Linked DNA regions of Homo sapiens: region 2 is linked to region 1. The links are chromatin contacts, found by Hi-C in ENCODE. All regions are on one chromosome and are shown on one strand. Each heading gives the region's core, a stretch centred on a gene start or an enhancer-like site at or near the end of the contact. The rest is flanking DNA. Distances are from core to core; before and after follow the strand shown.

The links. Hi-C counts contacts between places; a loop is a spot of excess contacts on that map. Pooled maps may share reads with other maps.
Region 2: a pooled map shows a loop between it and region 1 (3-fold over the local background). The contact joins two enhancer-like sites. A Hi-C loop is called at or near these places in 2 of 168 maps with a recorded cell type or tissue (CD4-positive, alpha-beta memory T cell and ascending aorta) and 4 of 50 pooled maps.

What each region holds. Positions count from the first base shown.
Region 1 is chr2:239,879,850-239,882,620 of GRCh38, reverse strand. No RefSeq gene overlaps it. Among named protein-coding and RNA genes, the nearest start is that of MIR4786, 62 kb to the left of the region's middle. Within about 2 kb of position 1,505, at least 8 of the 41 ENCODE cell types and tissues checked have a DNase peak (open chromatin) inside an H3K27ac peak, as active enhancers do; they include ascending aorta, where a contact is called at or near this core.
Region 2 is chr2:239,288,318-239,291,017 of GRCh38, reverse strand. All of the region lies in intron 2 of HDAC4 (histone deacetylase 4), which reads left to right. Among named protein-coding and RNA genes, the nearest start is that of MIR4269, 16 kb to the left of the region's middle. Within about 2 kb of position 1,322, at least 10 of the 41 ENCODE cell types and tissues checked have a DNase peak (open chromatin) inside an H3K27ac peak, as active enhancers do; they include ascending aorta, where a contact is called at or near this core.

The DNA of each region.
Region 1 (2,771 bases), core at 256-2,755:
ATGATGCACCCAGAAAAACCATCATGGTCTGTGGTCATGCCCAGCCCTCAGCTCCCTGCAGTTCCTCAGCCTTCCTTCCTGGATGGGTGCCTGCAGGACGGGCCTTCAAGAAGGAGCCCACAGGTGCACACCTGCCACCTTGACTTGGAAGATGTTCCTGAAGTCGCCACCAGATGGAGCACCTGTTGGAGTCTGAAACGTCTCCCGCTCATCCCTATGCTTTGGGTCAACAGTGACTTTAGCATTGACTCAGTAAAGAAGAGGGTGGCCTGTTCCTGGGCCAAACAGGGATCCAAAGACTCACAGATTTCATTTTTTTCCAATAACCAAGTATCTCACACACAGAGACAAGTGCGGAAGGTAGATGTCACTCACCTGTGCCCACCACCAAGAACTAACCAGACTCGCAGTTCAGGGAGTACTCTGGCCACCCCTGTGCTATGAGGCTTCGAGGCTTTCCCAGGCGGTGGTGGGGTGACCTCCAAGTGCAGGTGCCCACAGCTGGGCAGTGTCCCCGTCCCCTTCTCTGGCTGTCTTGGGACACAGGGATCCAGCCTGAGGGAGCCTCGTGTGTTTCTCCACTTGCTTGGTGCGGGACCTGCGGATAAAACAAGGCTGAGCACCCGCCTCTGTGCCAGCTGCTGCTGCTCCTTTTGTTTTTGGTTGTTTTTGTTTGTTTGCTGTGGCTTGCCTGGCTGTTTAGGGAGACTATTGGCATTCGCTCCAGGAAATCCTCTCTGGGATGGAAGTACTTATTCACGCAGGCGGCTGGATCGAGGGAAGCACAGTTTCCAGCAACTCCGCTTGGTTATGATTAATGGAGATAAATCTGCCCAAGAGAAGCTAAATTTAGCCAAAAGTTGAGCCCCCTGCTTCCGCACTCCGCCCTCAGGCACCGGCAGAGTGTGTGTTGCTGTTGGCCAGAGCCCAGATAACATCAAGAGGTGGAAAACAATCCCCAGAAATCTGAAAAATGTAGAACAAGGAAAGAAAATGTTCAATCCATCAAAACAAACAGAGATACAATCTCACCCCCCTTGGTTTTTGTACCACTGGGTTTAGGGGAAAAGAAAACAAGAGACTGAATGAGAGAGATATGCATTAAAAACACAAAAAGATTGAAGACAGGAACAGAGTGCTCCCGCACAGGGTCACAGGGCTTGAGAGACCCCGGACCCTCAAGTGCAAGGCCCTGGTGGGGCAGGGCAGTGGGCAGGAGGGAGGCCGGGTTCCCCAGGGTCCACGCCAGGTGTCCCTCAGCCCTGGCTTCCCTCCCTCCATGCGTTGCGTGCTCACCTTTTTCTCTTCCCGACCCTGGCTGTTTCGATAATCTTCAGGCTTTGAGAGTGAATGCATTACTCCTGTCATTTATCCCACAAAGATGTACTGTGCTGGGCACAGGCAGGTCCTGGGCCTGCAAAGAGGAATAAGATGGTCCCTGATCCCCAGGACTCGAGATTGCTGGGAGGGCGGCCCAGATGGAGGTGGGAAAGCTGGAGGTGGCGTCTGGGCTGCCCTCTGGGTCTCCAAGCAGGTTCTGGGGTTGCAGGGCTCTGTGAGCTAGGGGAACCCTGCTGGCATGCTGCTTGTTAAGATCATGCTTCTGGTGGCTTCTGTGTCTGGTTGGAATGCTGGGGGGTGGGCACTGGGGAAGCATTAGAGCCCACGATTTGGGCCCTTCTTGTTTTGATTTCGGGTAGTACACCCTTAGGAAACACTTTGGGAGCCACAAGCACCCTACAGATGAAGTATTTTATTATTTTTAATAACTGATCATGAATTCAGGGACCATGAACCATCCGCCTGAAGAGTCAGTATTGCAGAAAGTTTGAAGCATTGAACTCACATTTCAGGAGTGCTGGGTCACTGTGATGGGCTCTGGGGAGTGACCGGTGAGTAGCAGAGGGGCACAGTGAGAGGTGACGAGTTCCTGAAGGTCCCTCTCCCCAGGGGCACTTGGGGCCTCTTGGTGGGTGCTCCAGTAGGGCCCTGGGGGGACACACTGATGTCCCCTTGCTGGTGGGGTGGAAATTGTCCCATCAGGGTGTGCAGGGCAGATGCATCCCTCTCTTAATAAATGGTGATGTGGCAAAGCTCCAGGGTGAGGCACTGAGGGGTGCTGACTTCTAGGAGGATTTGTGTTTGGAGAGTTCAGAGCTAGGCCTGAAAAAATCTGCTGTCACTCCAAGACATTGCACCTATGCCAGGAGTTGCGGCTCCCTGAGAGCTGGTGTCTGACCCAGCAGGTCACCTAACCCCCAGGGGACCACAGGTGAGGGGTGCAGGAGCAGCAGGGGCCCCCAGCTCATGGCCCCACTCCTGGAAATCAGTGCATGGGGTGGGGGGGTGGGGCTGCTCTTCTCTTGTGTTTATCACATCACAGCTGCCTTTAAAATAGAGGAAAATATCTCCTCCAAGCAGGAAGAGTAACTTTCCACTGATTGGCCGTTCTCTCTGCTCTCTCCCTTTGCACAAGCTCTGCCTGTGGGTTTCAATGAGTTCTCTGTTCCTGAACAAAAATGCAGCTCAGAGTGACCTTCCTTTCTCTTGTAGAAAGTTTCATCTTTTTACACATTTATGGTACGCAGAATTCTAAAGTGGCCCAAGGATTTCCACCCCCTGTTGTACCTGCCTTGGATTATTTCCTCCCCTGGGATGTGGCAGACCCTGTGTGATACATGACATGGCAGTGAAGATTTTTCACAAATGTAATTAAAGTCACTAATCAGCTGGCTTCGAGTTCACCAAGAGGGCAACTATTTGGGTGCTGA
Region 2 (2,700 bases), core at 73-2,572, 590 kb after region 1:
CTTTTGTCCTCGGTTTTCTTGAGGCCTGGCTCACTTATTCCATTAGTCATGATTGGATAAAGCTTTTAAAGAAAAATCCCCACCCCTTGCCTTACTGTGCCACGAAAAATTCCTGAGTGAATGAGCGAAGCCACCCACTTGATAGGAGCCCTGGAGGCTGCCTTTCACATGGACTTTCAGGTGGGCCAGGCCCTGTATAGAACCCCGGCCCTCCCCATAGTGCCCTAGAAACACACTAAACACGGGAGCGTGTGTGGTGTGTGTGTGAGTGCGTGCGCGTGTGTGCGTACGTGAGTGCGTATGTGAGTGTGTGCGTGCGTGTGTGTGCATGCGCGTGCGAACTGAATGCATGCGTGCGCGCATGTGTGGTTGTGTGTGCGTACATGTGTGTACGTGACTGCTTGTGCGCACGTGCCTGTGTGTGTGTGTGTGTGTGCCTACTCCCATTTCAGGAGCTTGCCCTGCCTGTTTGATTTTTCTAAAGATTGACACTCTAAATCCCCTTTCTCTCCAAAACTCTCTTGGGGTGATATGGAAGACTCCTAGGGTCTCCAGTTTTACCATATTCTCCCTAGTCCACACAGAAGGTGTCCTTCAGCCACATAAAATGGGCCACTCATTGGTGCTGGACATCCTCACGCCATTGGTGCTGGTGTCCCCATGTCGCTGGTGCTTCATGTCACGTGCCGTTGGTTCTGGGTGTCCCCACAGCCTGGCCTTAGGGTGCTCTGTTTCTTTATAGTTAAGGAATTAGCTCAGCTGACAGGGAACTAGGTAAGAGTAAAGTCTGATAACATGGAAAATGTTAGTGCACATTTGAAAAAAAATAAATTTAGTAAAAATGTTGATATATTTTAAGTTTGAATGACAAGACTTGAGTGAATTTTTCCTGGTTAATGTTGTGTCTTTTGATTAAGCCATTTCAATGGAGTGTACATTTATATTAACTCTTGATGCCTTTTTTATTTGCCGTAATTGGATTAGAAAATAAGATCTTTTCTGTAGTTGATAGAACTTTGTTAATTTTATTCTCTCATTTGTTTTCCTTAACTCAAAAATGGTGAGTAAAGATCACGATGCTGTTTTAAAATTTAGGAAGTGGTGAACCATCAAGAGGATAAGGTTAGGTGTAATTTGAAGGATGATTATGAAGTGAGGGTTTATGCAGATTTGTGCACCAGTGTGTACAGTAGGGAAACGGAGGGTTATAACCAGGGGCATTCTCAGAGTTTGGGCAGGATCAGGCAGCGGGCAGAGCTCTGGTGCCCCATCAGGCGGGGACTTTGGGGGGTGCTCTCTGCTCTCCGTGGGCTCCCACATCAGATGAGCCAGGTGGCTGGGAGGGGCCCTGCGTGCCCAACACAGTGGCTGAGGGGCTGCTGCTCCTGCCCTGTGATGTGTGCTCTCTCCCCAGCCTGGATTTCCAGAAGAAAAGACCTCTGCTCCTCCTGTCTTTTTATTCTTTATTGGCCTGGTGCTGGGCACTTAGTTGGAGTTCAGTAAAGGTTTAGTGAGTGAAGAAGGAAAAAATGTTACTTAGAAGTGTTTTACTCGACTTCCTTGATCTGGAAACACACACACATATTGTAACATAAGAAAAGTTATATGCAAAAACAGTTCTTAAATGACACCTCGACTAAGACAAAACACAGACCTTTTCTTTTGTGGTTAGTGCTTTTTCGTATTTCATTTAAAAACAAAACAACCACCAAAAAACCTTCCCTACCTCAAGGCCATAAAGATAACCTTGTATATTTTCTCTTAAGGCCTTTGACGTTTTGTCTTTCATACTTAAGCCTTTGGTTTTTGTGTGGGGTGCAGGGTGGGGATCAGTTTCATTTTCTTTTCTCATTTTGAGAACCATAATGTTTGACACTTTACACCCTTTCTCTGGGATAGCTGTGCGGCCAGCTCATCCTCCAAGTTCAATCTGTTTTGGACCCTCCCTGTGCTCAGCTGCTCCAGAGCCTGTCCTGGGGCCAGCAGGGCACTGTCTCCTTGACAGGCGCTGCAGCCGCACTCCCCTGTCTCAGCCCCCTCCCTGCAATTGTCCCAGCTCCTCCTAAGCTGTGACTTGTCTAGAGACAAGTTCCTTTAAAAAGCCTAGCCTGAAACTTGATTGGAATTGCATTGACTCTATGGATGAATTTGAAGGCAGGGTTGGCATCCTGACAGTATATTTGTGTGTGTGGCTTCTCTTTCCCTCCATCAGGTCTTCTTTACTGTCTTTTTTCAATAGATTTTTATAATTTTCTCTATAAAGGTCTTGTACGTGTCAAGTTAGATTTATTCTTTATTCTTTGGTAGATTGTAGTTGTTTTGTTTTTCTGTTGCAGACAATACGTTTTTTTTTTAATTAAGTTTTCCCTTGCTAGTTTTTGGAATTGCAGTTGATTTTTATATTTTATTTTTATATCCAATCATCTTATTAAAATCTTATAATTTCTAAAAATTTTTTTCTGTAAATTCTTCAGGGTTTCTAAGACAAAGACTGTTAAAGTAACGATGCTAGTTTAGTGTCTTCCTCTCCAATTCCTGTGTTTATTTTCCTTGTCTTACTGTGCTAGCTGGGAATTCCAGTTCAGTTTTGAGTAAGAGCAGAAATACTGGACTTCCTTCTGTCGTCCTTGACATTAAAGAGAAGATTTTTAACATTTTTCCCAATTTAAGTATGATGTTTGACATAGGTTATTTTAGATT